Regions from separate parts of the Mus musculus genome. Here all the other regions are linked to region 3. A link is a loop called in an ENCODE intact Hi-C map of the cell type or tissue named here. Cell type or tissue: left cerebral cortex. All regions are shown on one strand. Links, peaks and the distances in the headings refer to the core of each region. The heading gives the core; the rest is flanking DNA.

What was found. A loop is a pair of places that touch in the nucleus more often than their neighbours do. Peaks named below come from ENCODE experiments on the same cell type or tissue, not always from the same donor. Only the 100,000 strongest peaks of a DNase experiment are listed, where the experiment ranks them.
Region 1: it touches region 3 in a loop (1.8-fold over the local background); 2 of 42 quality-filtered maps call a loop at or near these places.
Region 2: it touches region 3 in a loop (1.8-fold over the local background); 2 of 42 quality-filtered maps call a loop at or near these places.

What each region holds. Positions count from the first base shown.
Region 1 is chr6:32,446,296-32,457,298 of GRCm38, reverse strand. All of the region lies in intron 3 of Plxna4 (plexin A4), which reads left to right. Among named protein-coding and RNA genes, the nearest start is that of Plxna4os1, 59 kb to the left of the region's middle. In left cerebral cortex, for the core only: no CTCF peak of the experiment used is centred there; DNase peaks (open chromatin) are centred at 5,773, 7,530 and 9,733; H3K27ac peaks cover 971 bases.
Region 2 is chr6:32,434,476-32,445,478 of GRCm38, reverse strand. The region is part of intron 3 of Plxna4 (plexin A4); the gene reads left to right. Among named protein-coding and RNA genes, the nearest start is that of Plxna4os1, 71 kb to the left of the region's middle. In left cerebral cortex, for the core only: no CTCF peak of the experiment used is centred there; DNase peaks (open chromatin) are centred at 913, 1,571, 2,092 and 2,760; H3K27ac peaks cover 2,228 bases.
Region 3 is chr6:32,355,055-32,366,057 of GRCm38, reverse strand. The region is part of intron 3 of Plxna4 (plexin A4); the gene reads left to right. Among named protein-coding and RNA genes, the nearest start is that of Plxna4os1, 150 kb to the left of the region's middle. In left cerebral cortex, for the core only: no CTCF peak of the experiment used is centred there; a DNase peak (open chromatin) is centred at 6,216; H3K27ac peaks cover 550 bases.

The DNA of each region.
Region 1 (11,003 bases), core at 5,491-10,490, 89 kb before region 3:
TTAGAGATTATGGCCTGTCTATATACAACAGGATGTCACAGCCCTCTTACCACTAAGCCTTTCTGATCTTCCATAGACCTTTGGAACCATTTTTGGTCCAGAGTACCCTCCTCAGCCAAAGGAACCCAAGTTATGCCAAACATCAGTACTTGCGAGATCAAAACTCACAAGCTCACACCTCCCAGGAGCAGGAATTTTGTGGGGACCTCTTCCCCAACTTTTGGGCACTTTGAAGCAGGAATATAACCATCATGTATTTGGATAATAGAAATGGAGTCAACGGGCCACTGTGACTTGGCCCTTGAGATCAGGAAAAGAAGGGATTAAAAACTAACTTAGTATCTCTGGCTGTTTCCTTCTGGGCTCTAGTGAGAGCCTGTTGAGTCAGCTCAAGGTCTCCAAGGGGGAATCATCCAGGAATGTCAGTCAAGCAGTGGAGCGGGGCCAGGAAAATCAATGCTGAATTCTAGATGCCAGCAGGGGAGGGGGAGAGAAGGCTGGGATGAGAACATTTGTTTGCAATTCTAATATAACAAAGCAACAGATCACTGGGCAAAGAAGCTAATGGAAATGTGCATCGTGGATGTGAGTGGGTGGGGAGGTGTGGAGGTAGGAAGTCCAGACTCCCACTTGTTAGGCAATTCTAAGGTGTTTGCTTGTGTCCATGGTAAAGTGTCCAAGGGGCCCAAAGTGCTCTTACACTGGAGTCCTGGGCTGGGATTACAAATCTCCCTAACACAGGTCAAGTGGCCTTTACCATTTTCCTCTGTGTAAAATGGAACCAACAGGAGTGAAACAGAGTTTATAGAAAGCCAACACTGGCAGCTGGAAAGGTGACTCTGGGGATATGGAAACAGTGGTTGTAGTATTGTATCACTATATTTGGTCCTTAAAGTTAGTTTCCTTCCCCTTCACTCTCGGGTGGAGGGGGGAATGTGAATGCCAAGAGTTGGAGAAGTTTGACCTGATTCCAGGTGCCACCTAGGCCAGTCTAAAGCTTCACATGGTTTCCTCCTTACAGCCCTCAGATTCAACCCATGGCTTCATCCTTTCATGTCTTTTTCAGTTTTCCTACCATAGAGACTTAGGAAGATGCTTATTAGCCAGGATATAGATTTCCACATAGAGCTTGACAGTAACAGTGCCTGAGACATACACAAGGGCCATTATAGCAATGCTTGGTGCTATGTATCTTTTACTGGGTGTATAGTACAGTCCCAGGTCTGTGCATGATACACACAAAAACCCATATAGTCCTAAGCAAGTGCAAGTCTTCAGTACTGTTATCCACTCATGGCCCCAGAAGATTGGGCAGCAGCATGACTGTTAGTGCTAGGGCCCATGCTCGACCATCTTGGTCTCTGCCCCACCTTCTTCCATGTAAGCTGCTGTGCTCTTGTTCACATGGTGTACAGTTGACCTGTGCCCACCAGAGCAACATGAATTCAGCTGGAAGAGCAGAGCAAACTATTCCCTTCTCCAGGAAAGACTTGTGAAAGATTGAAAGTTTGTTCTCTACTCCTGTCTTTGCTTTTACCACCATGTGAGCCTGAGTGGCCCTGTCGGGTATATCAAGTATGGGACTGTCTGAGAAAGGGGCACTGGAAGAAGCCAGTGGTACCCCAGGAAATTCTGGAGGTTGCTCCCCACCCCCATGCTTTTCTTATTCCTCCTGAGTGGTGATAACTCTTAGCTTGGTGGTTACCTGGTTATCCTGACCTTTACTGTGTTACAATAAGAAAAATAACTAACTCAATGGCTCTGAACTGGTCTGGCCATGAACTCAAGAAAATCTTCATAAAGTACATATTTCCCCTCCTTTTCCTTTCCTTTTTTTTTTAAATACAATATGGTAAAGTTTTAAGAGCATTTTGTGTGTGTGTGTGTGTGAAAAATGCTACCATCTGCTTATGAGTGACACTGTGTAGAGATGACATGATTTGCTCAAAGCTTCTCACTTCTGACTCACACAATGGAGCTCACTTTCCTCTCTACCATCTTCTATGGCAGAGGGCAACCTAATAAGTTTTATAAGTGGCAACTGGGGCTTAATGAGTAGATACCAAAGCTTGGACAAACACTCAGTTGCTGCTAGGAGAACCCTCTATGGGCCCAAGAGAAAGAATCAAGCTGGAGTATAAATCCCTCCAGATACAACTTTCCATTTGCTTAGGAAATCACATAGAAGAAGCAGGAGGCCAGGCTGGGTACCAAACTGTGTGGGTAAGGGCACAGGTGGCAAAGTGGGTTTAGTGGTTAGATCAGTAATGTAACCAGCACTAAGCTCTAGGAGATGACTTTTCGTGGACCTAGTGTGCTTTCTCTCAGTAGATGAGGATGTTAAAGCTATTGCCTTGTTCTTTTGCTCTTCTAGAAAATTAGATTAGGATACAGGCTTTACTGAGGGTGGTTCACAGAGAACGCAAATGTGGGAAATGCAGAGGATGTATGCAGCTGTAGCTACACAACCCTTGATAGACACAACCTCAGCCAACTCCTTAGCCAGCCCACCCAAAACAGCCCAACTCAGACAGCCACACATTTCTCTCACAAGATTTTTAATTTAATTTGAAGGTGTATTGCTCAGGATTAAACCCAGGATCTTGCCTTTTCTAGGCAAGTGCTCTATGACTAAGTTTATATACATAGACCTCAACACAGGTTAATGTCTGTTTGAACCAAGATGTGACATCAGGACCTATCCCTTTACATGGAAGCTAAAATCACCCATGATCAGAATGCACAAAATGCAGAATGTGGGCCTCCTTGCCAATCAGGGAGTCAGTTTCTGATCAGCACCAGCTGAGCAGAAGGACATTGCAGAGAAGATGAGATGGTTTGCTCAACTCAGAGATTTGAAGAAAAGGATTGAGTATGAGGTAGAGAGAGTTTTAAAACCAAGGACTTTCAGATCACAGAACAGAATATTATGGAAGACTGGGATTGAGTAAGATTGTGTGTTTTAACTCACTTAAACAACCTTGAATTGGCTTAGTTTGTTATCAGAAGTATTTGAAGAAAGAAGGGAGAAGTTAAGGCCTGGAGGAAATACATGGGGCAGAGCTCATTGGTGCTGGTAGGCCTGTGGCTCCCCACGTGCTTGCAATGGGATCATTCTGTTATTGTGCATCTTGGAATGGAGGTGCATATTTTAAAAAGGAAGCTATGTCAGAAACATTTTCATTTGAAAGAGGTATCAGTTTCAGAAATGAAGGGGAACCTGAAAGATGCTGCATTGTTGGTCTTCCTCATGTTCCTCCTCAGTGTCCTTGGGCAGCTATGTTTTCTTTTTCATCATAAGGAGGAGAAGTAAAAAGCAGGTTAACTAAGGACGTACATAAAGGCAGGCTGAGCCCAGGGACATGGGGCAACAGTGTCATGACCAGAAACAACAGCTAGTGGAGATGTTGGTGATATGTGCAGCGGGAAAAAGACGGCTGGCTGGCTGCATCTGTAAATCTAGAGACAGCCAAGAGAAGAGGGCATGGGGATCATGGTTGTGGAACTGTTGGGTTGTCTAATACTCTAAAGGAAGAAGGAATCCGCAGAATGATGGTGCAATTGGGCCCTGAGAAGATTGTTCTATTGATTTAGACCTTCAGTAGTTTGTTTTCTCCTTACACAGGCTTGGGACTTTGCAACCCCCCAACTGCAAGCAGTTCAGTACACAGCAACGTTTTCCCCAAAATTGAGATATAAGAAAAAAAATAGACCCACTTATAGTTTGCAATGTGACGTGTCCCTTTAAAAAGTTCATGCGCTAAAGGCTTGTTCTCCAACTGATGGCACCATGGATAGGTGACTGGATCACTGGGGCTTGGCCTTCATTCCTGGCTCGATCTGTGGATGGGTTCATATCTTAATTACATTATTTGAAAGTGATAGAGATGTAGGAAGTGGGGCCTGATAGGAGGAAGTGGGTCACTAGGAACATATTCTCAGGTCTTGTATTTTGTCCCTAACTGTTTCCTGTCATTCTCTCTGCTGCCTGGATGCTGTGGAGGTAAAAATGTCTGTTTTGCCATGCCCTTCCACCATGCTGGTCTGCTGTACTGTAGGTCCAGAAACAATGCAGCCAGCCAGTCAGCCGAGCTTTGACCTCTGAAAACATCAGCCAAAGTAAACCTTTCCCCTTCCAGTCGTTTTCCCAGGTATCTTGTCATAGTCATCAAAGCTATGACTAACTCACGGCCAGTGGGATTAGCCTTTGCTGTCAAAACACAGCCACAGTGAAGGGAGAAGCACAGGGCATCAGCAAAGCAACACCTTCCTGCTGGGCATGGCTTCCTGTTCCTCCACAGACTTGACAGGATCTGGACCTGGGAAGAAAGAAAATATGAAATGTCGGACAAATCTCGCTGTGAGGACCACTGGCCTGTGACTGCGGGATACAGCTGGTCAGGCTTCTTTGCAGAAAAAAGACAGCGAGACCTTTAGAGTCATGGGACTGCAGCGCAGGCCCAGCAAACAGACCTGGCCCTTCCTCTCATGATTCTTAAGCTGTGGGTGGCAACCCCCTTGGGGGTTGAATGACCCTTTCACAGAGGTCACCTAAGACCATTGGAAAACACAAATATTTACATTATGATTCATTACAGTAGCAAAATTACAGTTAATGAAGTAGCAACAAAAAATAATTTTATGGTTGGTGGTCACCTCATCAAGAGGAACTATATCAAAAGGTTACAGCATTAGGAAAGTTGAAGACCACTGCTCTAGCAATGGCAGGCCAGTTGATGATGCCTTACTTGGTGCAACAGCCTATACCTTTACGTCTGTCATACCATGGCAAGGTACATCAAAAGAAGGCACATAGAAAATTCAGCAGGCAGAGCATCACTTGTTAGGGAAACTGGGTTCCATGATTAACCACATTTTTTTTAACATCCATTTGTGAGGCTGACCTATGAAAGTCTAGAGCTGTTCTTAGTCATTATTCTATATACTTCAGGTAGGACCTGATCCATAGGGCACACTTTATAAGTATTTTCTAGATGCTAGGGGCATGGAATGACAACAAAGGGCAGCGTTGAAAAGAAGATGAAGAAGAAGGAGAAGAAGGAGAAGAAGAGGAGGAGGAGAAGGAGGAGGAGGAAGAGGAGGAAGAAGAGGAGGAGGAGGGGGAACAGGAGGAGGAGGAGGAAGAGGAAAGATGCCTTGTGGAAGCAGCAAGTTGGAATCTAGAAAGAGAATGTAGGTGGCAGGGAAAGTTGCCCATTTGAGAAAGCCAGCACTTGAGGCATTCCCAGAAAGACAGGGGGAGGGAAGGACATCTGTTAGGTCTTGGAAGAATGGGTTGGAGACTGGGATGTTCCCTCTCTCTTTCCAGGCCCCATCTCCATCCTTTCTCTGCTTGCTGACAGTCAATATCATTTGCACCTGCAGTCTTAGCAGCTATTGTCCTCTGCAAACTCTGTGGCCCTAGGCACCAAAATCCAGGCCAGTGACACTAAGCGCTCCTGTTTGCCCCTGACAGACCTTTGACTTTGTCCTTTCCAAGCTGGATTCATCTTCTCTTTGGTCTCTGTGTCACCCAGGCAACCCTGAAGGACAAACATGACAGTGGAGGGGCTGGGGCTCTGCAAAGGGAGAGTGAATCTCTGACTCTCCCCCAGCCTCAAATAGTAGGATGTTCTCTTACCTGTGATCTATTGATAGAGGAGTCCAGGAGCAGAAGCATCACTCTGACATGCGTCTTCACTAGAAGCTTTGATGGCATGTCACTTCCTGGAGCATTGGCACTCCTTGTCCTGGATGGAGCCTTGACATGCCTCTGTCCTTGCTAGGTTGCATCGCCTTTGGAACGATCCTTCTCTGACACTCAGCGTTTGCTGGCCTTGGGTAGACCATTCTTTTATAGATTCTCTGACTAGAGCCAAAGCAATAAAGAGTGTTACTTGACTGAATAGGGTTTTTTTGTGCTGTGTTAGAGCCAGGATATTTTTATACAAATATGATATGAAATATAAAAAGATATGAAATAAACTCTCAAAGAAGAGCTTTAAAAAGGATCTCATTCATTACTATCCTCAAAAAGCTGAGAGCTTCGTGGAACGAGCGCGTGGAAATGCCGTAGCCTACAACCTTGAGCCCCGTGTGCAGTGGACTGGATTTCCAAGAACAGTGCTCTCCCAGCTAGGGGATGGAAGCAGGAGCCGCGAGCGTTTTCTTGTTATTCTCAACTCAATTTAATAAGCATCCATGGAAGACTGTGCAAATTCAGAAGTGTTAACCATGACCCTGTCAGCTCCTAGCCCACCATGAAGCTCAGCGTTCTGAAATACAGAAAATGGAAGCAAACAATCCAGCCAAGATCTTATCCGTTAGCCTACAATTCAAGTGATGTGCAGTGTCATGGGGCGGATATTGTCAGAGGTGAGAGTGAAGCCCCATCGAGAGACTTAGGCCCTGCCTCTGTTATAGATGAGAACACACTATGAGACTGGGGCCATGTGCATGGGTTATTGCTGGAATGAGTCAAGACTCCAGCCTCTATTGCTATTCTAGGATTGAGGAATGTGTGTCTGTACTACTCCCAGGCTTGGCACATTTACACATGCACACAACGGACTGTTTATCAAGAACAAATTTTTAACGAATTAAATATGAGAATAGCTGTCAGCATACTTTGGGAAAAGAAGTTCATAGTGACATTGAACTCTACTTCCAGAAGCAAGTATTGTCCCTTGTATCAGTCCCCTTTGCTTGTTGCTCCTGGCTGCCTCAGGTGTCTGCCCCAAACCCCATAAATCCGGGTAGGGTCACTACAAAGAGTCTGATACAATTTTTAAAAAAAATCCTATTTAGAGACAAAAGTCCCACAGCAGCCTCTGTTCCCTGACCCCTGTGCAGTTAGCTTTTTCCACAAAGAAGGACCCAGTAATCACTGTTCATGCTGAAATATTTGATTTATTCTGTGGAGGTCCATTGGAGGGCCTTTTACAAAGGAAACTGTGGAAAAACATTTGCCTGGAAGCTTTGGGAATGGGATGGGCGATCAGAAAGAATTACGAGCACACACCCTTGGAATTGTTATCTCATTAAACCCATGTTCCATGAGTGTACAGATTTTCCAATGCATTTGGGTCTCTTGTCTCTGGACAATGAAATTGCTATCCTTTGCCACAGAATAAATTACCTGTCAGGCTCTTTTAAGCGGTTTCAGGGTGGTGAGTTTAAAAACAGTACATATGCTTTACCCAGCAGTGGGCATGGAGTGAGAGTCCTACCCAAAGTTGTTTTTATGTGCTGTTTGCTGCGTTGTGCTGGTCTGGAGTGATTGACTTCTTCACTGAAAGGCAACAGCTTCTAAGGACTGAGAGCCATCCCACTTCAGGAGGCTTAAGGGTATAGCTCTAACAACATATATCCTCATACAGCCCTAGGAAAGGTAAAGTAAGGCTAAAATCCGGAGAGTCTGTTGTTTTCTTGCAGGTTGAAGCTCAGTAGATTCTTGGCTGCCTTACTTGTGGGCAGTTTGGAGTGTGCAGATGACCCCACTACGAAGATAAATATATATCTGTGACAGCATGGCACAAACCCACACAGACGGATCCATCTGCATGCACACACAGAGTAAGGTTTTCCAATTAGCCAGCCAAATGCATTTATCCTAATCTCATAAAGCCTCAGACAGAACTGTACTGCTCATTCCATGTTAAGACAGTTTCGAGGGCTAGAAACCAGATGTTTCTCACCTGGGTAATCCCCGAGTCAGCAGGGCGTAGAAGTCCATGAGAGGTGGTGTGTGTGTGTGTGTGTGTGTGTGTGTGTGTGTGTGTGTATGTGTGCTTGTATATGAAAGAGCAACTGCTTAGGAACTTAAAAAGGAGAAGAGAAGAGAAAGAATTACTGACACAAACTTTGGCTGGTTGCCTATCACGTGACTCTGACTTCAGAAATTGAACCTTCACCAGTGGTTTGCAAAGGGTTGATTCTACAAGCAGTTTGAGCAGCAGAAAATGCCTCTCACTCTCTCACCAACATCCTTAGCAAACATGTCGCCTGAGGTGAATGGGAGGGGTTTCCATGTGGTTCTAAGAATGTTATGTGTATAATACAAATGTGTATCAATATTTGTGTATATGCATATATGTAGGATGTGTACATATCTTCACATACATCTGTCTTCATATGTTGTTGATCTATAACATGAACAGCCAAATTACACGTTCATATATTCTTAAAGTATGATAGCCACACATTCTGAGAGGCTGGTTTGCAAAGGATGAAGGTCACCACTGGAGCTCCTGTGGATAGCACTGGCAAGTACGGACTGCTGTGGTTTCTGGGGAGGCCTGCTGCATCTGGGGACCATGTGCTTGAAGCTCTAACACCTGCCAGCTGCAAGCATCAGGGCAGCTGGATCTAGCTGAGGGTGTTTTTCTGCATCTCAATTTCCTCCAGGTCAGAGATAAAAATGAGAATTTTAGTTTGTGAATGGTACCAGAACCTGGATGATCCAGAGACCGCTGGCATTCTTACCAAGAGTAAGGCATATTAGACATGGTAAAAATCACAGGTTCATACTTGCTGCTTTGAATGAGGTTTTAGAAGACACGCTAGTTCATTTCAGTGTTGACTGAAGAATTAGTGTAGCCACATGGTTCATATAAACCTGTAAAAGTCAAGTGGGCGGAAGACTCTAAATTCTGTCTGTCAGGAAACAATGGGGAACTGTGAATTTAAGACTGAGGCCAGCCTGTCTCAAAACTGAATGACTCTGCCTCAAAACAACAACAGTATCAAGCAAAGGCAAGTAAACACACAAAGAAACCAAGACAAGTCTCTCAGTGACGTCTGTCTCGGAGTGACCACTTCATTTAGAAACAGATCTCTTTATTTTGGTATTTAGACAATGATAAGAACTCGTAAGCCGCTGGGCATGGTGGCGCACACCATTAATCCCAGCACTTGGGGGGGCAGAGGCAGGCGAATTTCTGAGTTTGAGGCCAGCCTGGTCTACAGAGTGAGTTCCAGGACAGCCAGGGCAACACAGAGAAACCCTGTCTCGAAAAAACAAAACAAAACAAAACAAAAAAAACCAACCAAACAAACAAACAAAAAGAGCTCGTAAGCCTTACTTTATTTTTGATTGACAAATAATAATTGTATAATATCCTTATGGGACAGATGTTTTGGTACATGTATAGACATTGTGGAATGATCACATCAGAAAAGTGAAATAGGCATCACTTCAAATATATATACATCATTTCTTTGAGATTATAATACTTGAAATCCTTTCTTTTAGGTATATACACATTTATAGCAAGTCAGGAATGGCTTACACCTATAATCTCAGCACTTGGGCAGCAGAGGTAGGGGAATTGTTATCAGTTATTGGGTGGTCTGGACCATAGGGTGAGACCATGTCTCTCTCCCCTTAAAATAGGAAGAAATACACAGCATACTGTGTTGCTGCTAACCATATCAACTGTCTAGATACCTCCTAACGCAGATTCTGTGACTTTGAACCTGTTGACAAACGTTAGCCTCTTCTCCCGCTCCACCCTCCACCCTGTTTCTAGTAACCACCAAATTAAGATCTCTTGAAATAACCATCAGACAAAGAACGAGATCAGGGAGATTTAAAGCACGTCCAAACCTCCACAGAATTTTTGAGTTTTTGCCAGACATTGGAACTAAAACCAATCCAATTACTAGCAAGTGGCCAAAAATAATTTCACAGTCTAATATCAGAGTCCCTGCCTTAACACCACACTAGAAGATGCTTTTAAATAACCGCTAGACTAATGCTGAGATGATCTAGTTAGAGCAATCATCCTACACAAAGATTTCAACGAGCAGTTGAGGAGCTGGTGGTTCCTTGGCAAACTGGGCAGTTTAACAATAGCTGTGTGGCAAATAATGAATTACGTCCTATACATATAACCTCATCCTCTTTTGGCAAAGCCGTTTTAAATCATGGTGGTGGGAGGGGATGGGACAATTATAATACAGTAGATGAATATTAGTCATCCCTTACTATGCCAGATACTTTTAAATGGATTGTCATGAAGGCCACCCTGTGAGCATTAATTAACATTATCTCCATCACATAGATAGAGATAACACCCCAAGTGGTCACATACTCTAAGGCTAGTGTTACTCCCAGGATCTGTGGTCATAAGCATCCCTTAGCCCAAATTTACAAACACACTTTGATCCTGAGATGCACAAACCTCCACCCAAGCTGTTTGGCTGAGATGCATACCAGGGGCACAAAGATACCTCTGCAAAGGAAGGTCCACAGCTCAGGACTAGCTTCTTCCCTGAGCACCAACTCCATCCTTGGAGCACAACCAAAGTGAATGTAGCTCCAGGCACATCTAGGCACTCCTCCTTCCTTTGTTCATGGTGCTCCTCCTGTCTCTTATCTGTTCTACTGTGCATTCCTCCCACCTCTTCTACAGCTCCCTTTCTCCATGGCGATGATGCTATCGATGGGGCTTTCTGTTTGATGTGAAGAGTCCCAGCTTCAGTTTATCAGGCTACCCTCTCTAATCCATGTGCTCTTCTGCCTGTTGCACTGGGCAGCAGTAGTGGCTATACCACTTGTGTGCCTGTGTCACTGTGGCCATATTCTCTGGGCTTCTCTTTGTCTCTGGTGTGTGAAGTTAGAAGCATAGGGTTAATGTGTGAGCATGAAATAAGGGAGAGTTCTATGACAAATAGATTTGAAGACACCAACTAAGGGCTCAGTGGGCTAAAGGTTTCTGGGGCTAGAGATACAGGCCTCGGTTTTATTGCTTCAGATGCATCTCTTCCATTGGCGATCCTGAGTTTTACATAATCACATGCACAGCCTCCTTAACTCTCACGCATACACCCACACACCATCAGTTACTGCTGTTTCATTTGTGAGAATGTGCATTTATGTACACACACACACACACACACACACACACACACACACGTGCAAGCATACAAGCCAAATAAGCACTTACATATGCACACACATATATGCATGCATGTATGTGCACAGGGTTAGAGGAGAGGGA
Region 2 (11,003 bases), core at 512-5,511, 83 kb before region 3:
GACCCCCTTGTCCCCAGTAGACAGACTCCCTTCAGAGCAGGTCAGAGTGCAATATGTCATATGTCATCTGATTTGCAGTGTGTTGGGGCAATTGCCAGATGGGCATGAGACAAAGGAGGGGTAGCTATGAGCATTGGAGAGAAGTGAGCTTATTTTTCCAGGGGACAGAATCTGCAGACTGACACCTGACCCAGCAGGTAACTTTGAAAAGTTTCTTGCCTCTAGGATTCATCCGTAGTGTGAAGAAACCTGTAAGTTGTCAGTCATTTTCCAGAGGCATCTGGGGGGAAGGCCCTGTGCTAGAAAGCCTTCAGGTCAGCAGTGACTGTAGAGAATGTTACAGTTGCTCCTGCCAACCCAAAGGCTGGCTCAAAAATGGTTGGAAGCTGCTTCTGTGTTCTCCCTTCTGGCCATTAACTGTGGCCTTCACCTCCCAGAAGCTAGCCTTTAACTTCAGCCTAAAGTTTGACAAGAGATGGAAATACTTAGTGAATGTGCCCAGTATGGCCATGCCCACAGGCTGGCTGACAGTCATGTGTATGCTCAGGACTCATCGTCACAAAGACAAATGTCCCCTGACATAGGTGGCCCCAATAGAGGTTCACAGTGTCAGCCACACTAATGTCAGGCTTCATCTTGGATTTCTATTTTACACCGTGGGAAGAATACTCCCCGCCTTTCCCATCCTCCACAAACATCGTCTTAATAACCTTCCTTCTCCTTGCTACCCTCTTCTCTGTGAAGGGGACTAGGGTAATGGGAGGGAAGTGGTGGTCCTGCAGGTATCTCAGGAGATCCAGTTCTCCCTCTTAGATAGAGCAAGGCCAGGTAGGGGCCATCACCCAGGCTGGGTGAAGGCTGTATCCACAGAGCTGATTGGAGCAGGCTGCAGTTTGAGCAACCGTAATAAGGAGCAGTTGTCATGGAAACAGGCTCTTGATGTTGTCCAGATTTCAGAATCTTTCCCCTCACCCCTCCTTGGTTATTTTCCTTCCTTCCTTGTTTTTTCCCCTGGGGTTATGGGTCTACACTGAGCAGGAGTTGTGGGCCAGCAGCAAGCATCTGCAAATCTTAGACAGACTTCAATGAGGAGGTGGTGACCTCAATGAGGAGGTGGTCCTGAATGGCCCAGAATCCTGAGGGAACACACATAGACTTCCTGAACACATCCCAAATATATGGGATGATGTGTTCAGACTGCAGAAGATGGCCTCAAAAAATGCTGTTTATGAGCTTCATAGGAGAAAACAAAAAGTGGACTGGGAACCTAGAGCTTAGATCTATGTCCTACCAAGAGGAGCCCAAGAACTGAGAAGCTGGCTGGAGGTTTTTGAACTACTATGCTTGAATTTCTCACTATGTTGTAAAGATCTTCATAGCACCTTGATTGCCATCCTCATCCCAGTTTTCCATCCATACAAAGGACTGGTTCTCAACTCTTTTATACCTTCACTTAGTCAAGGTCATGTCAATTCAAGTAGCTGAAGGTGGTCAGAACAAAGCAGAGATTGCCATTTAGGATAGCACCCTCACAGACTTCATGCCTTGGTGTTTCTGAATACAGAAAGATGGGCCTCATATGTCTCGATCTGGTTGCATCTGTCCCAAGGATGCTGTGAAGCTAAAAAGAGAAAGCAGATGGTTAACTCCTAGGAAGGGAGCAGGCATTACATAACAGAAGAAAGGAATTGTTGAGAATCCATTGTGAGACAACATTAGAACAAGAATTAAAAAGAGCCCCCACTGATTTGTGTCTTGGAGAATCTGAACTTCAAGTTTGAGTATTTACCTAATGATATAGATGTCTCTCTCTCTTTCCTGTATCTCTGCATAGGGAGCTGAAAAAAAGTCCTGGCTAACATGGCCTGGACAGCATGGACAGCAGTGTTTTTACCCCAACTAAAGAGGAAAACGTGGAATTCAGGGTTGAGTACAGACTGTGTCCCAAAGAGACCAGCAATGTTGGAAACACAGCATCCCAGTGGATGTTGGGAGTGCAAAAATGTGATAGCAAATCTGGTGCTGCCTAGGATTAGGGAACAGGAGACTAAATAACTCATCCAAAGTTGAGGAAATGTAGGAACAGAAGGAGAATAAAAATGGGTTGGAACCAGGCAAGGCTGTGTGGTGTTGAGTAAGTGCTCTGGTAGAAGGGTCCACAGTGTGGACTGGAACTCTTATACAGTAATTGCCTCTGGTAGGTTTTGAACAGGCTCTCACTGATTGCTTGGCACTGATCATCAATCTGTGGAGACTTCAGCCACAGGCTTTTCTCTCTGGGTATCCTTAGCTTCAGTTTCAACATGTTGGCCATTTTTGTTTCTAATTTTTCTCCTCTGCTCCCTCCACTGAACAGAATGAAGTTTAAAGCATAGAATTTTCCCACTGAGCAGTTCTTTCTAGAGTTCAGGGAGGCGTGGCATGCTATATGGGAAAGCCAAGGGCTGGTCCTAGTCCTGGCACCTCATTGCTTAGTGGGTCTTCTGTATCTCATTGCTTAGTAGGTCTTGTGTATCGCAGGTCAGGTCTGCTGTGGGACCCCCCCCCCTTACCTAGCGACAGAATACACATCGTTGTTAGGAAAGCAGTAAGATGCGCAGCTTAGTTTGTAGCTTAGACACTAGCCAGCCTTTCTTTGGTGGTGCTTATTCAAGCTCCAGAGGGAAATGAGCGCTGTGTATAACACTGACAATTTTTCTATTTTAGAGCACTTCTGTCTGAGGCCGCATGCTTTCTCTTTTGCTTCTGTTTTACTCGCAGTTCTTTTACCCCCAGCTGCCTGTGTGTGCAGCATTGACTAGCAACGAAGGCCACCGAAGCCTTTTCTGGGTGTTTAGGATGGAAGGCTGTGTCTGCCTTGTCCACTTCAGGGGCCCCAAAGGCATGCTTTTAGTATTGCTTTTGTTGCTGGGACAAAAGGATGGCATCATATCAGTTGCTGGAGCAACAGGTAACATCATATAGTTGTCAGAAAGGATGCATGGTTTCAGAGTCACAAACATCGCCTATGCTTGTTAGTCTAGTGAGAGAATGTTCATTGAATTTTGTAGAGTACATGCAGCTATCGGGGCTGGAGATGTACCTCAGTTGGTAGAACACTAATCTTGTGCATGAGGCCCTGAGCTCAATTCCTAGCATTGAAAAAGAAAAACCGTTTTCTGCCCTTATTGCCCTTGCGGTATGGATATTAGCTTATTAGCTATAACTGGAAAGAATTATATGTGTAAGAGAAACTATGCTACACAGAGTAAGATAGTATAAGCATTTTAGTGATGTGTGGATAAATTATAAAAAGAAATGTGATAATGTGATAATGAATAGTTTATTATAATTTCTTGAAGAGATTCTATAGAGATTAAAGAACAAAAACAAAACAAAACAAAAAACAACTACTCAAAGAGACTCAAAAGACCCAAGTTCAAATTCAGGCAAAGACATTTCAGGCTGTGTGACCTCTCTAGAATTTATCTGTAGAAATAACGAAGGTTTGGAAAGCTTGCTTCACAAGAAAGGGACACCATAAAATTAAAATGGGAGAATATTAGAAGTGCAATCTGAATGCTACTCACTGTTAGAAATGCTCTTCTGCCCCAGTACAGGGGAATGCCAGGGCCAAGAAGCGGGAGTGGATGGGTAGGGGTCCATTCACAAATGGTCATGTCTCCCAAACGCAAGAATAGCAGGGACCAAGCAGCAGGGATGGGCATAGGGAACTTTTGGGATAGCATTTGAAATTTGAAATGTATATAAAGAAAATATCTAATAAAAATGTGCAAAATAAAAATAAAAATAAAAATAAAAAAGAAATGCTCTTCTGGGAGTTTCCTGAATCTCCTTTCTTCCTCATTACCTCAGTTTCCCAATCTGTTATGTGGTAATTCTCTGGTCCTTATAATTAGACAGGCCTCCTCCCATCCTCTCCCCGTGTTAGTAAAGAAAAAAAAATAATAAATGGGAAAAGCTTCAAGTTCTTTGAAACCAAAGAGTGTAATAAATACCCTATATTGATTATGATGATTATATCTGGGACTAGAAAAATATGATTGCCTGGTTGCCAGTAGCAACCAGATAGAAAAGCAGGAGAGGAAGTTGCACAGAGAGGTTCCCTGGGAACGGCAACGGGTACTTTTCTTCTTAACCACCATCCCTGCTGCTTGGTCCCTGCTATTCTTGCGTTTGGGAGACATGACCATTTGTGAATGGATTTGAAGGGAGCTGCACAAAGGACTGGCTAGGGAATGCCATGCACAGTGGGTGGGTCTTCCTTCACCAGTCACGTGCCATCAGAAGCAGGAATGCTATCTTCAGCTGGAGTCAGAAGTGTATGGGTGGGGTGGAATGGGGGAGGCTGTCATTGAACTAGTGAAGACACTACCATAGTGAACCATATAGAAGCTTCAAAGGACAGGGACCAGTAATCATAGCAGGGGACAGCCTTCCAGGAGCAGTGTGGAGAGTGGAGACGCTATGGGTTTGACTACAGCTCCTTCCTCCCAAGCAGAAATGACAGTCTAAGGCAGCGTTGATTAAGAAACTGGCACACTATTATATTTCATTGATCTGAAGTATTTCCTGTGGTTTATATTTAGAGCTCTTGTTCTGCAACTGGTTAGTGCTGCTGTAGGAGCCTATAGAGCTTTCAGCCGATGGGGCCTGCTTGACGGAAGTATGCCATGAGGGTTGGACCTTCAGAGAGTATAGTCTAACCTTCATTCCAGTCATATTCCCTGCTCCCTGACCCTCTATGATGTGAGTTGCCCACTGTCGCATGCTCCCACCACCATGGTGAGTCACCCTGCCATGCCTTTTCCACTGAGTTGGGTGACCATTCTCTGTAACTCTAAGTCAAAATAAACCTTGACATCCAGCCTCAAGTTGTTTCTGTCAAGTGGTTTGATCACCCCGATGCAAAAGTGATCAGTACGCCCAGCCTCCCTTTCTGTAGTGAACAAAAACCTTCAGCCATGCCTCTGAACCCAGGTCCTCCATCTGTGTGTGAGAGAGTCCAGGGAACTCACTGCAGTCTGTGTTGAACACATGTTATTTCATATACCCTCATTAGCTCTTGGTTATGTTGTCACGTGGTTGACCAGTGAATGGCAAGGCCAAGCCCAGCACTCATCTTGCTGCATTCAAAGCTCGTGCCCTTTGTGCTACGATACTGAACTCTCTACCCTGCAGGTCAGAGGCCTAACAAGTATTTGATCGTTGAATGTTGAGACTGAGGCTTTTTAAAACAAGTATTAGAATCTAGATTCTCCTGTGGTCAGAAGTGTTCAAGTTTCTGTGCAACATCCCTGTGTTGGAAGGAAAAGGCATTTGCCTACAGAGTCAGGCAATTTTCTTCTCTTACCTTTGCAAAGTGAGGGCTGTGAGTGTTTTTCTGATCTCTGGTCACCAACCACTAATGAGGAGGGACTGAGAAGGTGCGTGTGTATTGGCTCTTCCACCCAAGACTGGGAAGTGAGAAACAAACAGGGTGGGAGGGATTATGTTCTGTCTTTCCATCCCTGCTGCAGAAAACCTGCTCTGGCCCCAAAGGTCCCCCAACTAATTGATAGAAACTGATCCTGGTCATATACTAATATGTAGATATATCACATTCACTCAGACAGTCTCTTCTCTAGGCATGGAAAGCCATTCTGATGTAGAGCAAACAGTGACAGCCGATGTCTCCAGTTCCTTTGCTCTATGCTTGGTGTTGTGGCCAGCACTTCCCATGTGTAACCTGATCTAAAGGCTGTGATGATCCCATGTAGCTATGACTCTATTTCTTTTTAACCTTCATTTTGCAGACAGGAGCACTGGGAGACAATCAACCATTGAGAGCTGTTGCTGCTGTTGGATTTGAGCCCAGTTTAGCTAATCCCAGGCTTGACTCATAAATACTAATCACTTTGCAAGTCCCACCGAATTCTAGGAGTCCAGGACCACTTCTTGTTCCTTCTCATTGTAGCCCCAGCCTGCTGTGTCTGTCCTCATCTAGAGTTCTTTAAATGGACTTCTTGCTTTCTACAGACCATAGGTTCCCAGTCATTATATATATATTTTTTTCTAATCTTATGGCCACCTAACCGCTCTGGAGAGAAGGTTCCAACTCCTTACCTTCAATGGGTTAAACATTCTTTGTCTGATATTCTTGACCCCAGTGAACTGAAGGCAGCTTGACCATAGACGGTTAGTAGTTGATTTCTTAATGTCCAAGCTGCACTTGAGACTTAGTGCAGAGTTCTGAGTGTTTAGATTCCCTCATGCCCAGGACCCTGGTTACTTACACCCTTCTCTCCTTTCTTCCTGCACTCCTCCTGTACATGCCTGAATCTCATAGGTTTAGCTCAGTTGTTCCCACAGTTGGGGTGCCTTTCCTCAGCTTAACACCAATTCTCTATCCTTTCAACTGACATCAGATCTAGTCTTCATTAGACGGCCAACCATGTCCATCTTGAACGTCCACTCATTAGCTCTCTCATTCATCTGACCTTGACTGAGTCTCTCCCATGTGCCCTTATCCTCAAGGTACTAACACCATGGGTACCTGGATGCTTTTAGCCGGTGTCTGATACCTTGATATGAATTTTTACTCGGAATAATGCCGTCTGTAGTGGGTCTTTTACTCATTCTTTGTTTTCAATAAAAGAAGGTGCTTCAATACGACCCATTTGTAAGAGGAGAGGCAGTAGAAGCAAGAGAAAGGTTGATTGTGCTACATTGGAAGACAGACCTTCTACCTTGAGAGAGCTGTGCTAAGACAGGGTCCTTCTTCCATTTAATTCTGGGGGACCATTACTTGGCCATCTGGAACCCCCTTCCTCTTCTGCCCTGTCTGCTGCTGGGAATTGAGTGTTTACTGATAGCAATGACAGATCTAAAAAAAAAAATGCTACAGAATGGCTTATAACAACCTGACTGAATAAACCAATATGACTTAGCAAAGACTATCAAGACTCTTCTAAAAGAGTGCCAACAACTTACTTGTACACAGCCCATGATTGAAGAGTGAGTTGTGTCTACATTTCTGAAGGGTAAAAGAAAGAAAGAAAACTGGAGGGAGGGAGGGAGGGAGGGAGGAAACATTATGGCATATGAAGTATCTTAGTGTCCACAAAGAAGTTTCCTTGAAACACAGCTGCACATTCATTTATAGACCAAGGCTGGCCTCAAACTCCATATATATCCAAGGTTGACCTTGAATTTCTAATCCTGCTGTCTCTATCTCCCAGGGCTGGTTACAGGTGTGTACCACCATGCAATTTTGTGTGGCACTAGGGCTCAGACTTTGTGCATGCAAGGCAAGCAACTGAGCAACACCACTGCACCTACACAGCCTACTTTCACAATATGTCTCTTTGTTCCCATCAAGAGGCAAGGACCTCCCTCCTTTTGCAGTGGGTATCTACTATCTGGGGCACATGTTTAAGAGCTTGTGAGTGGACAAGGCATTGTGTAGACTTTGGAGCCTTGTGTTGTCTGTGATCTGGGCAAGATTATTGTTTTTCCTTATCTTTGTTCGTATCATGGAAATGAGAAGTTTGGACTGTAGGATCTCTGGTCCTGTCTTCTTAAAGGTACATGCGGCTGTCTGCTCTAGAAGACTGCTCTATAGATTGTGTAGTGTGATGATTGGAGTCATTCTTTGAGCCTGGACAACACTGGCCAACTGTCTGACCAACAGGTAGACACGGGTACTTGTCCTCTTCCTCCCTCTACCCTCCCAGCCTTCTCAACTCTAATGCTGTAAGGATGTAAGGACCAACCTTTTCCCCACACCCATAGATGTATCCCTCCCATACACCATTCCCTGTTTGGACTCAGCACAGCCTTTATTTTTTCTTTTTCTTTTCTTTCTTTCTTTTCTTTTCTTTTTTTTTTAATTTTGAAGTGCCTGAGATCTAGGCGGACTGTAATTATGTAATTCTTCCTTGTTATTTTTTCTAATTGTTCTCAGAGCTGTTTCCTAAACTGATTGGAAACAATTGCAGACAGGGAATGAAGTGGGAGGTGGGCGAGGACCTGGCTGCTGGCCAGAGCCAGGGTGTCTGGGGGAGGAGGCAGGATCTTGTAGTGGAGATACTGGGGTGAACATGAGGGGACTCTTGGTACCCAGGCCGCATGAGCAGCTGAGTGGTGGTGGAGAATGCACCCATGGGGGTGCTGCCTCAATCGTTTAGAGCGTGTCTCCCTCCTGTTCCCTGGTTCCAGAGACCTGGCTGTTTTCCCTTTCCCTGCTGCCTTAGTGACGTGGATAAGCCTCCCAAAGGATTCTGCCAGGGGCCAAGAGGGAACAAGGCCTTTTCCTCCTGGCATTGAATTGTTTATGCTTTCTTGATAGGATAAAAATGTGCAACTCTTGAGCCATCTATAACCCCCAGAAAGCCAGGGAGGGTGAACTTGTGGAAAGATCTTGGGGACTTGCTAACTGGAGCCCAAGCGGTATGATACAGGGTCCCTGGAGGATAACCTGGGGTGCACAAGAAAGCTGCCGACTTTGTTTCTGAGCCCCAGGAAAGTGATCCAAATTAGTGTTCACTGGCACACCCTTACTATAAGGACAGCAATCTCAGAACCAGCAATCTCAATCTCCAGGTTCCTCAGGATACTCAAACAGTCCTGGGGCCAGCCTTCAAAACAAGGTGTGTCTGACTCAAAGTTCTTTAGCTGAGACTTGCCAGGCCAGCAGCTTCACCATTTAAGAGAAGAAGGTTGTCCAGACTTGTTGACTTTGGGGGGTGGAGGGTGGCATATTTTTGACGGGGTGATAAGGACTTGTTATTTCTGAGTGTGATAGGACAGCAATAGCTGTCCATTTGGTGTAGCTAGTACTCCTTACAGGCCTCTATCCTGTGGAGTTAGAGGGGGATACGAGGGATAGCAGCACTGGGGAGCCAAAGGTGCCCTCTGCCTGGAACATGCACTCTGTCGTGGCTTCTTTGGAAGCCTGGGATCCTCTCAACCTTTTGCTCAGCGCTGCTGCCTGGAGAATTCACTACTCTGTTTCTTTCAGTGCTTTGAGGCTGGGATGAGGTGGGCAGATACCCCTGAGGTCTTTTGGTTTGCAGAATCTCTTCTGTCTGACCTGAGAGAATGTACAATATTGCAGTATCTCCCACAATCACTCAGGAGGATCCTTAACCTTCTACCACCTAGAAAGCTTGTGAATGCCCTCAGAGGACATCTCTAGATGGGTTGGGAGCAGAGCCTCTCCTATGACCATTTCTTGTTTTATCTGCTGTGTTTGGTCTCCAGTGAATCCATAGAAGTCAGTCCATTCCTGGTTGTATGGCCTAAATTGTAAGCTGAGGGACCTTGTCTCAGGGCCAGCATTTCTGAACTTATTTTTCATTATTACTATCTTTCCCTTAGAGGAAAATTAAATTCAAATTCTTCCTAATGAGAAGACAAGCACATTTGCTGGAGAGGGAGAGCTTTGGAAAGCTTTATAAACCATTATGAAGGTTAAAATGCTGTTGTGCCTCACATTTTTCGACTTTGGGTGGGGTCTTCTACTGCCACCATTGGAGATACATACTCTGGGCTTTCCCAGAATTGATGTGATTTCTTTTTTTTATTAGATATTTCTTTATTTACATTTCAAATGTTATTTCCTTTCCTAGTTTCCCCTCCAAAAGCCCCCATCCCTTCCCCCTCCCCCTGCTCACCAACCCACCCACTCCTACTTCCTGGCCCTGGCATTCCCCTATACTGGGGCATATATCCTTCACAGGACAAAGGGCCTCTCCTCACATTGATGACTGACTAGGCCATCCTCTGCTACATATGCAGCTAGAGCCATGAGCTGATGTGATTTCTTTATAGTCTCATTTAACATGTAGAAAGAAGACTCTTAGTGAACCAGGAAGATGATTTCAGCAACCCAGCCTAAGGAATGTGTGGCAGGGGCCCCTACTCCCTCTGCCATGACAACCCTTCTGGAGTACCACTGTGAACTATGGAAGGGCTGATGAACAACAGTGGTGAGATCTTCAGGGTGACAGGGGCATCTGCAGTTCTCCAGGCATCTCTTTGACATGCCTCCATATGTGCTATGACCTCCCTGTAGGGAAACCTGCTTGGTCCTTTCCCCCAGAAGAAAATAAAGCTGGGGGAGGGGGAATCTCAGCAGTGGGAAGGTCAAGACCAAGAGGAACCAAAGCTGTGAGATGCTGCCTGCCTTCCAAATGAGGGAGCCTGGAGCCTCATGCCTGCACTTTATAAAGTGTTTCTTCAGTGTCAGGGCAGGGAGCATGGGCAGGAAGCCTGAGGGCCGCAGAAGCCCCGTCTGTCTCCAGTTAGAAATGGGTTGAGTGAGTCCCCAGGTTCAGACTCAGACCCCCATTGCACTGAGGTAAAGTTTAATGAAGCCCACAAATGAGAACCAGGCTTCTGGAAGTTGGCTGGGGCTCTGTTCTGGGCCCTCAAATTCTTTCTTCTTTGCACTCCAAGCCCCCTGCTCTCTGCCCTCTTCTTCATGCTATTGTTTGGCCATGAGTCTGCTCACCTGCCTTGCTCTTACTCACGTGGTCAGCTTAAAGTCAGGTCCTCTGATCAGGGCAGAATTGAGGGTGGTGGTGGAAGGAGGCAGGCAGACAGGGTAAGGTGGTGGAAGAGGAAGAGGAGGAGGAGGAGGAAGAGGAGGAGGAGGCAGAGGAGCAGGAGCAGGAGCAGGAGCAGGAGCAGGAGGAGGAGCAGGAGCAGGAGGAGGAGCAGGAGGAGGAGGAGCAGGAGGAGCAGCAGGAGCAGGAGCAGGAGCAGGAGCAGGAGCAGGAGCAGGAGCAGGAGCAGGAGCAGGAGCAGGAGCAGGAGCAGGAGCAGGAGCAGGAGCAGGAGCAGGAGCAGGAGCAGGAGCAGGAGCAGGAGCAGGAGCAGGAGCAGGAGCAGGAGCAGGAGGAACATGAGCAGCAAGATCAGCAGCAGCAGCAGCCAGGAGGGGTGCAGATCCAGCACCTAGACATTAACCCTCCTCTAGCCTGTGGAGGTCACCCAGTCATTCCCTTCCCTTCCCACCC
Region 3 (11,003 bases), core at 3,659-8,658:
TGGTGTCATTGACTGGACACTTGGTGGAAATTAGGGACCATGATGGGTGTGTCTCTACCTCCCAGTCAGTGGACTCTCCCTTCTGGATAATAAAATCTGACAATAGTTGTCTTTGGGGTTTGCCATTTAGAGTTTCTATTGCAAGAAACAGTGACTGATCAGAATGTCATACTCACTAAAGGAATCTATAGGGGATGACACCAGGGCTCCTAGACTGACGGATAACTGTGGTGCCAACTGGCACCAAGTACAGCATTTGGGTCACTTGGGCAGCTGGAAACAGGATCTATTGCAGGCCATGTGAGCTCCTTCTGTGTGGAACTGTTCCACGTGGTTTCTTCTCATCTTGCCATGGGCTCTATCCTCTGGAGATAGGAAGGTTGGGGAGTCAAAGCAAAGAGTCCCAAGCACCATGGTCAAGAAGAGAGGGGACACAGTCATTTGCCGTCATGGTAGGGCTGCTTGTTCTTACCTGCCACCACAGTCTCCTATAACAGAAGGGGTTTCCCTCAAAGGAAGGACTGCTTGCTTATTGGATTCCCCTTGGACAGGGTGCTGCAAAGGGGTGCCTAGACTTCCTGAACTTTGTGCCAACCAAATTTCAAAGCTACCCAAAGACCCCCTGCAGGTATGCAGGTGTTGCAGAGTGCCACAAATACCTTCTTCACACTTCCCTGGTACTGTCTTGTAGTTAAGGTGCCTACAAGAGGGCCCTTGTGGTGCTCATGATTCCTTGCCTGGTTCTCTGCCTTTGCCACATCTGTACATGCCAGTTGCTAAGCAGAGGGAGGAGCTGGGACATCTTCCTTTTTTGAAGACAATCATCCCTCTCTGAAAGCTTTCCTTGTCCAGATTAACGACAACATCTGCAGAGCAGGGGTATATTAGGACACACACATGTGTTCAGGCATGCAGGGATCATTGGCCATGTCGCTGCCCCTATTTCAGTGACTTACGTGCGTGAGCACTCAACAGCACTAGCATGACGACAATGCATTATGACAAAAAGTTATTTTTATCAAAGGCTCCAGCCTAACACCCTCTGCCATGGGAATATTGTTTTCCCTGGTGGGAGAAAGAAGAGTTGTAGTGGCATAGTTGCTGTGGCTATGAGACCAGAGAGCAACACGTTGGCTCCAGATAACTGAGCCCTTGAAAGAGTTTTCAACCCCAGTGAGTTTCAAATCATTATTTGCCCTGGATAAATCAGCGGTGTGATCCATGTGTGTGGATTCCAGCCCATTCCTTAGTAAAGTGGCCTCGTGCTTTCCTTAGCCCCTGCTCCAGGCAAGCACAACTCAACTCTTGTCTGTAATGATTCAGATGCCATTAATTCAAACCCACCAGGACAGTTGCTCGTTTGATGTCCCCTTGGGGGAACATTCCAGGAGGTCCCACTCTTACTGATGTGGAACTCTCTGGGGGTCAGTGTGCATTGAGGACATCTGTTGGAGGTGGGGGAAAGAAAGAGAGAGAGAAAAAAAATCCCCTGGGCTCAGGCTCCATGAGGGAACCAGATCTGACTTGAAAAGAGCAGAGACTTGGAGGGGTAGCAAAGCTCTCCAGAAGCTCTCCAGACTTGGCAAATGCCAGGCGAAGAGGGCCTTCCCCTCAGGGAGCAGGACAACTGCTACCTCTTCTCATGACAAGGCAGGAAGATCCTCCCTGGACCACTGCCTTAGTTCTCCCCCCCCCCCCCCATATACGGAAGAGTGTGTGCTTTCTCTCAAGGACAGAAGCAACTTGTTCGTAGGCACTCATCAAGTAACTAGGGAAGAGGAAGCTGCAGATTACAACCTGGACTCATGTTAGTCTGATTTCTTTCTGTTTTAGTTTCTTTCCAGTGTCAGAATATCACCTAACCTAAACTTGCCGCACGTGCATCGTAAGATGTGATAATAGGTGTGTCAAACACAAAGGTCCCGGTGATTATAAAAAAAAAGACATTGTTTATAAATATTAGATTTACAAGCAACTTTGCCCAACATGTGGATGCTGTGCTGCATAGAACAGAGCAGGCAAGCCTGTGATTAAGTAATAATGATAAGATTACAGCAATTGGCACCACACTGATGCTAAGTTTATACCATAACAATTAGCCCTCAGATGTGATTTAATACAGGCAGAAGCACATACTTAAGAACGGGTCTAAGAACTACTCAGAAAGCGATCACAGAAAGTGTTCTGGGCTGGAGCCATAAAAATCGGGCCAGTAAACCTCCACCAGCCAACCAGACATTCTGTTATTTGATAAAACTAATAATGCAAAACTTATTGCTAGAGCAGAAACGTCATAAAAATGTAGTAAAAATAAACAAGCACATGGCTCTGGCAGACAAGTTGAAAACAAGTGTGGAAATTGAAGACATCAAAGGATAGCCAAGAAGAGTCTTGGCAAGTGGGAATGGGCGCTGTTCACATGTATTAGTGAAAATTCTTGAGGAATTTTGTGTGTTTTTCTCATGTTTGAGCAATATTTTGGGAGGCGATATTTCATACATCCTTGTCTCTGTACCAAGATTTTTCTCATCTCAACATTATTTTGTAACATACTTGGTTGGTGACGTCTGTCGCCGTGATGGTGCCTTTTAGTGGAACTATTTGATGCTTGGAAAAACAAAGTAAAGAGGGGAAGGCTTGAAGGTTATTTAAGCCTCAGAAGCATTCTTTTACCCGTATTCTCTCTGTTAGCTTCCAGAACATTCTGAAGGAGGAAGGAGAAATGTAACCCCACTTTAGAGAGGAGGAAAGGGAAACTCTGGTGGGTGGGAGATGAATGGGGAGCCCTGCAGGGCCCTAGGCTACACCATTATACTCCTGCCTGGAGCTTTTCTCTTTTGACTGAGGTGAGGTCAGAGTAAGTCGAGCCAAGGTTAGGACACAGCTCCGTTGATAGAGGACTTGCCTTTGATCTCAATCACTGCATAAAGCTAGGTTTGGTGACGTCATCGTGGACCTGTAATCCCTGAGCTCCAGAGGTAAAGGTAGAGGACCAGGAGGTCAAGGTTATCTATCCCTTGTTAGGGTTATTATCCCTGTTATATCAGCGGCAACACTACAAGGGAGAGAGAGCTACGTCCTCAGGCTGGACCTGCCGGCCTGATGAATGCATAGCTTCCCATGGTAGAAAAACTCTTTTCTGTGTTCCTTTCCTATTCAGATTCCACCTGCCCCGTGGGTCATTTGCGGTTCAAAGACCGAGGTCTAGTATTTCTAGCTCCAAATCCTCCTCTTCATCATGGCCTCATCAGAAGGACCGGCCTTCTGCAAACAGTCAGTGGCTCTATCCGCCGTTGCCTAGCAGCCAAAGAGGTGAGGTAGGAGGCCTCTTTTCCTAGAGCTCTACTCACAGTCTGAAGCCCACTACACAGCCTGGTTGGTACCTATAGGTCAACAGCTTCCATGGCTACCGACTGAGGCATCTGCCAGGCAGCAATGGACACATATATGTATGAGAGGGTCCTGCTCTAGGGCAGCCTATTAGAGGAGGAGAAAGGAGACTGCTGTTTGGAGTCTGAATGGGTTAGAGGCCTGCTTGGACCCTCAGATGGTGGCCAGCAGGGAAAGTGAGGATATTGTGAGAGGAATACAAATTTCTCCTTGCAGGGGCCTATTCCATCTGAATGCAGCCTCCTTGCCCTTAAATCCAATTAAAGGCCAATATTATGTCAGTGGAAATGTATGCCAATCCTAATATAGTCTAATAAGGCTTAAAATAGCACTCTGCTAGTGGAAAGCCCTGTGGTTTAATTTGATTCGCAGCCCAATAACAGGCTTAATAAGAGGGAATTGGCCCCCTTTTATTTTTCCAATGCTCTTTTCTTCTTTTCTTTCTTTGGTTCCTCTTTTTCTTTCTCTGGAGCTTTCTGGAGTGTCTGAGCACAGAGGAGGAAGGGCGAGATGAGTAGCCCTTTCCCTGTCAGGCTTGTATCAAACAGCCTCACGTTCCTGCTACCCGAGGGAATATGGATCTGGCTTAGGGCATGTCTGCCAGGCCCTTTGCTTGGTCCTACATTTGACTCATGCCACACCTGGACAAGATGCATCCTCTATGTTTCCTGCCTCCCACTGGAAATAAGACAGTAGATGGAAGACATATTTCTTGGGTGTACTCCCTGGATGAGAAGCCTCACCAGTACCTTCTTTATAGACCTTGCCTCTTAATTTTCTGACTAGTGGGAACAGTGGCCATTCACATTTTCAGTGGCCCACCATGGCAGAGTTCAGGATGTCTGGCTACAGATAAACTTTAGGAACATTATAGAGATTTATCCTGGGATTTGCCTGTGGCTCAGCCTTGAGCCAAGGATTCTTAACACTTCCAAAACAAAGTTAGTTCCAAAACAAAGTTTTGTTATTCAGTGTGTTTTTTCCAAAACTTTAATGAAATATAATTCATATATCATATAATTCATCCATTTGAATACAGTGTTCAATGGCTTTTATAGTTCAAGAGCTTTCATTACATTTGCAGAGTTGTACAGCCATTACCAAATTCAATTTTAGAATATTTTTATTAATTTAAAAGTGAACTCCATACTCTTTCACCATCACCCTCCAACTTACCATGCCTCCCACTCCTAAGCAGCTACTGGTCCTCTTTGGCTAGACTTGTCAGTCTGGACATTGTATACCAATGGAATTATATAATATGTGGCCTTTCATGTCTGCCTTATTTCATTCAGCATTATGTTACTGAAGTCCATCCACACATCTCAGTAGTTCATTCCTTTTGATTGTCAGCAATATTCCATTATGGGACTATACTACTTCTACATATCTACTCCTCATTGATGGACTTTTAGGTAGTTTGAACCTTTAAATTTTTTGACAGTGTCTCACATAGCCCAGGCTGGCCTCCAATCACTAAGTAGCCAAAGCTAGCCTTGAATGATCCTCTTGCCTCTGTCTCACAAGTGCTTGGATTACAGGCACATACCATCATACCTGACTTGACTGCTGTATCACATCTACTTTGAGCATGCGATGAACGATGCTGCTAGGAACAGTTACACACATGAGCTATAATTCATTCCTCATAGCTGCAGACATAAGAGTAGCATTGTGGGGTCATTTATCTGCCCATTTGAGGAAGACTCTGACTGTTTGCAAAGCAGATGCATTATTGATATGCATACCAGCAATGTGGGAAGGTCTTGATTTCTCTACATCTTTGTCAATACTTGTCATAGCCCAACTTTTATTGTGACCACCCCAGCAGGTGTGTAATGGAATCTAATCAGGGCTTTGATTTGCATTTTCTGAATGGGCCTGATATACTGTTGATCCAAACTGTTCTGTGAGTTTATAAACAACTAGATCTGAATTCAAACCTCATGCTAACATGATTTGGAAGGGTGAAACTAAGGATGAGTTATGTTCTCTGAGGAGATGCACTGAGAAAACTTGGTAGCATCCAGCATGTGTTTTCTGCCTTCCTCTCACTTTTCCCTGATTAGTATGCCCCCATTATAATGAGACAGTGGGCCAGAATGCTATGTATATATACTCTGCTAATTTTGCTATCATGTCAGAAGAAAGATCATAATTTTAAAAAGAAAGGGGGAGGGGCTGGTGATGATGGATTGTCCCAGTGCAAAGGAAAAAGGCTTTTCATGCCAAGATAAAGAAATCAGAACTCTGCTTCACACACACACACACACACACACACACACACACACACCCCAAAAGGAGAAGCAGAGGATGAGGAGTGACCTAATAGCCATTTTCAGTGTAAGAGGGTTATTATGAGGAGGATGGTGACCAGCTGTTCCCAGCTCGATGAAGGACTTCACAAGGGAAGGCCACTGGAACTGTGGGAAGCCGCCTGGAGCTTGGTTATTAGGTACAGCTCCTTTGTTGTCAGGGTCGTGAAACATTGCAGTGGGAATTCATCAAATTTCCTGTCCCCAAAGTCCTTTCCAAATGTGATAAAGTACATGTAGGGGTGTGAATGAGATGCCCAGAGGCAGGGCAGATCCTTCCACCACTCGTGTGTAAGCTCATGAGTGCACACACACACACACACACACACACACACAGTGCAATTCCTGACCCTACCCACCTCAGTTGCCCTCCCTGCAATCCTCTGCACATGCCAGGCAGCACAGGGCACCATCCCCTCATCCCATGTTTTGGCTGGATTGGGTTTCTTTCCCCTTTCTCCCTAAGTGCTGTGGGGGCGTTACCACTCCTCTCTATTTCAGTAGAGAGTGATGGGGTTTCTATACATAGCCGAGGCTTCTAACTTCTCTGGCAGCTCCTGGGTTGAAAGATGCTGTTAAGAGAGAGGGAGGGAAGAGCTAAGTAACTCCTTTATTTATTTTATTTTATTTTTTTTGAAAAAGCTCTCAAGAAAAGCTCAAATGTTTGGTCCCTCATTGTGACAGCATGAGGAGGTGGCCAGTGTAGCCCTCAGCAGATCATTCAGGCTTGGAAACGGAAAGATTCTGTGTTAAAGATGAGCAAATCAAGGGCGTGCTAGGGAAGGCCTAGGATGAGGGTCACAGAGAACATTTTCCATTAGGAATCATGGCCCCATACATTCTGTTTGTGGTGGGAACAGTAAGAGTTTCCTATCCAGCATTCTGCCTTTCTCCTATAGCAATTAGATTTAAGATGATAGCTCCGCCTCCAGGGCCAGAGGAAGGCTTCTATTGGCTCAATCTACAGGGTATTTTAGCCATTTTGTCTCCAGGGTTACCTAGAATCAAAATCCTTAAACTAATTAGTGTCCTGGGTTTCCCTGGCTCTAGAGGTTATAGCTATGTCGTCCTTCATAGTTTTGAGCTGCCCTTTCTTTTTTTTGTCTCTTGACCACAGCACAGATACTGATCCCTGCATCCCTGGGATCCTCTAGCAGGAGCGAGGGGCAGCTTAGAACCACTTGCCTGCAACAGTAAACAATCTCTTCAGTTTATGTTGGCATTGTACGAACATTAGGGTTTTTCTAGTGTGTTATGGTTTGAAAAGAGTGGGGAAGTAATGAGCCAGAAGAGACGAGGTTTAGAATGAAGAGTAGGTTAGCTTGCCTTCAGCTATCCGCTCGCTCTTATACGGTTGGATCTGTGTGCTCCTCTGGTCCATCTCCTTGGACCAGAGCAGCAGAAATGCAAATGGCACCTCAGAGCTATGTGTTTGACCTTGGGAGATGAGTGTCTCCATACTTGTACATAGCTGTGACCCACATACCTAAGTAAATAAGTTGAAGGGAGAAAGATTCACTTTGCTCGTACTTTCAGAGGGTTCAGTGGCTGTGGCTTGCCCCCTTTGGCAGGATATTGTGGTAAGGGATATTTTCTACTTCATGGAGGGTAGGAAGGAGAGTAAGGAAGGCGTAAAGGACTGGGTATCACCTTTCAAGACACTCCCCAGTAATCTACTTCCTCTAATTTCTCCCACCTCCCAAAGATGCTACACCCTCGCAGCAGCACCGCCAGCTGGAGATCAAGTATTTGACAAAATAAGCCTTCCTGGTCAACAATAGCAGTCAGTCAGCCATGGTTCTTATACAGAAGCCAGAGAAAGTGATGGATGAGAGCAACAGTCTACAGTTAGCGAGTGTTAACATTGGCTCCATCACATTCTCCCATGCACTGGGGCGATGAGCAAGGTGAGGGAGAAGGAGAGCCTTATATATCATACCCACTCAATAGAGTACCCCTCCCCCACTACCATCCCAAGGAAAAGCAAGGAGGCAAGTGAGACTTGTTGCTCTTCCAGTTCATCTTTTACCCATCCCAAGGATGGCTCTCAAATTCTAGTGTCACTTGTCTTCTGTCCATGGCTCTCTACTGGGGAAACTGAGTTAAGATGAACATGTGGGAAATGCTGTAGATGGCCATGTCTTCCAAGAACAGGTGCTTCCTGGGAAAGGAGATGGAGCCAGCCCAAAATGGTAAGATGCCTCCAGGTTGAATAAGGAAGTGTAGGGTGGAGTCCGATCTCTGCCACTGCCATTGCCATTCTGGGCAACTGTCCTCTTTCCCTTGCTAGTCATCCCATGATGTCTGAAGACTAAAGACATACCTCTCCTGTCCCATGTGTAATAGGTTCATTGTTGAGTTTAATATTTCCTATCTGGCCCTCTTTAATGGCTGTCTGGATAGCAAACTCTTGTCTCCAGAAACCCTGCTTCCTTGATTTGGTTGATTTCTTGGACCTTGCTCTGGGTCTGTTGTTTCCTCTCCTCTCAGGACATGTCAGGTATGGCTTTTACCTGAATTGGAGCAGGTTCATGCTTGTGAGACTCCAAACTTCCCAACATATGCCCCTCCTTTTGTATCTTGTTTCCAGTTTCCAGGTGATGAAACTGGCCTTGGCCTGGGTGGTTGTCATGGAGATGCATCCCAGCTTCCCGCCTCACACCGGCCTTTAAGCTTCTCTCAGCAACCTCTCTGGGCTAGACAAGGAAGAGAAGTCTGCCTTTGAGCTGTATTTCCTTTTTTTCATGGGGGATGGGGGTTTCGGCAGAGGACGTTAATGTCATTTAATCCAGGTTGTTCCACAGGGATGGGGGAAGGGGAGAGTGATTGTGCAAAAAGTCCAGGTAGTTTTCGATTTGGCTTGTTGTACTAGCTAATTATCTCAAGTAGTAATCAGAATAAAAAGAAAAACTGGAGCCTGGGTAGCATCCATGTTATTTCTCTTTTATCATGTTTCCCAAGCTCACAAAGGGAGGCAGTCTTCTTTCTCTGCCCTTTCCTTTTAATGTCATCTTCTTACTGCTGATCAAATCTTTCTGCCTAGTGATATCGCTGTCAAGGCTGCCTCACCTTTTCATTCAACACTCTGGATACAATCACATCAATAATGCCTGCCGGAACCTCAGCTGAGCCACTGCCTCTAGGAGCTTGCACTCATCCACATTTCTAGGAAACTCTGTGTGTGTATGTGTGTGTGTGTGTGTGTGTGTGTGTGTGTGTGTGTGTGTGTGTGTGTGCACATGTGCGCACTCACACGTGCATGTGCTTGTGTGAATGTGTGCTTATGTGTGAATGTGTGTGAGTGTGTATATTTGTGTGTGCACATGCATATGCATGTGTGTATGCGTGTGTGATGTGAGTGTTCAAATGTGTGTGAGTGTGTGTATATGTATGTGCGTGTGAGGGTGTATGTATATGTGTGTAGGTGTGAGTGTATATGTGTTTGTATGTGAGTGTGTGAGAGGGTATATGTGTGAGTATATGTGTGCCTGTATGTGAGCATGTGTGAGTGTGTGTGTTTGTGTATGTGCATGAGTTTGTGTATGTATGGATGTATTGTGTCTGTATGAGTGTAAGTAAATGTGTGTGTGTGTGTGTGTGTGTGTGTGTGAGTGCATGGTGTGTGTGTGTGTGTGTGTGTGTGTAATTTACCCAGAAAAGATCCCCAAGAATCTCAAAATACTTTGGACAGTGTCTTTTGTAGTACAGGTAGAAAGGGCCGCCTGAGCCTGCTACCATGAGCAGGTCAGAAACACTGAGGTTCAAAGTGAAAACATAGGGCAGTGTACATTACTTATAGTGTGTAAGGAATGAGATGGGTACCAATCTAGTGACCCCAAAGGGAAAGCATCTACGCTTCCTGACAGCTCTGCCAATCCCCCAGTGTGTTTGGAAAGCAGATCTTCCCCACAAATTCTAGTTACAGAATTCTCTCTGTAGAAAGACAGACTTAGCAATGGCAGGGGACTAGGGACATGGGTTATCTCTAGTTCTTCTATGACTGACCTTGTGAATCACTTTTTTTTTGTTGTTTCTCCGGAAATCTGAGTTTCATGAAAGCACTGAGGTATCTCATTCAGCCTTTCACCTGTCCTCTCAAGTCAGCATTATTTGGTGATGCTCAGAGCTGTCAATCAACTTGGACAAAGTCACACAGCAGCCAGTAATCATACCCATGCCAGAATCTGCTATCTTAAACTTGAGTGCTTCTCATGAGTCTACAGCTATCCATGGGAACAAGCGTTACTCCGCACCAAGGCAAGATTCAGATGGAAGGTCATTTCAAGGTCACCCCAACAAACAGCCTGCTGTAGCAGCCCTCTTGACCAGGAGTGATGGGGCCTTAGAGCTCATGTAGCAGATGGGAAAGGGAGGAAAAGGGGCTGAGTAGGAGAAGAGAAAACCTACTGGGAAAAGGAAGCCATGAACACAGTCCACTCGCCTGGCAGAGCAGAGGGTAAATGTGCCATGCTAAAGTCCTTTGAGCCAAGAGAAAATGTGTGTCTTTATCTTCGTCAGTACAATTTATGGCCCAGCTGGGCTCTCCTGTGAGGTTGGGGCTATTCTGGCACTGCCTGCAGGGTTCCTCTTGGGGTGAGACTCTTGGAGCCTCTGGGACCCTGCCAGCAGCTTCCTGTAGCCATGGTTATTGAAGAATGTTCCCAGTGGGATTTGGCTGCTTCAGCCAGAAGATTTAGGGGACAGATCTATGGGGTTCCCAGAGCAGTCAGCTCACCTGACCTGGGTGGTGGGTCCACCGGTTACATCATTTCCTTCCCCAATATTCCGACAGACACTTTCCTCAACTCATTTGTTCATTCTTTTCCTTCTGTTCAACACAGCATGCATGGTGGCTGCTATTACCATAGTGGGGGTATCGCATATCGTTCTGTGGGAGAGCTCAATGCACTGGGTATACTTGAGATTTCTTGCCCTTAAGAAATAAGCAGGAGCAAAACGTTAATGTTTAATGCATGTATAACAAGCACTGTGAATGTATAAATTGTTGTAGCTCTTTGTTTCTCAGATAGATTTTTTTTCAGTTGTTCATGTACTGGAATTAATGATGATCTTTGGAGTGCTGGCTTAGTACCAGAGTCAGTTAACCAATGTAAGGTAGCACTGGCCACGTTGGAGGTGTTGGTATTTACCAAATAGCCACCCTTAATGTGACAACAGTTTAGACTTACTGTTTGGACTTTGTTGACTATTAAATACTCAGCTCATGTGATGCTCTACTTCTACACCTATCCCCCAAAGGAGTGATTTTTAAGACCCACCCCAAAATATAGGTATACA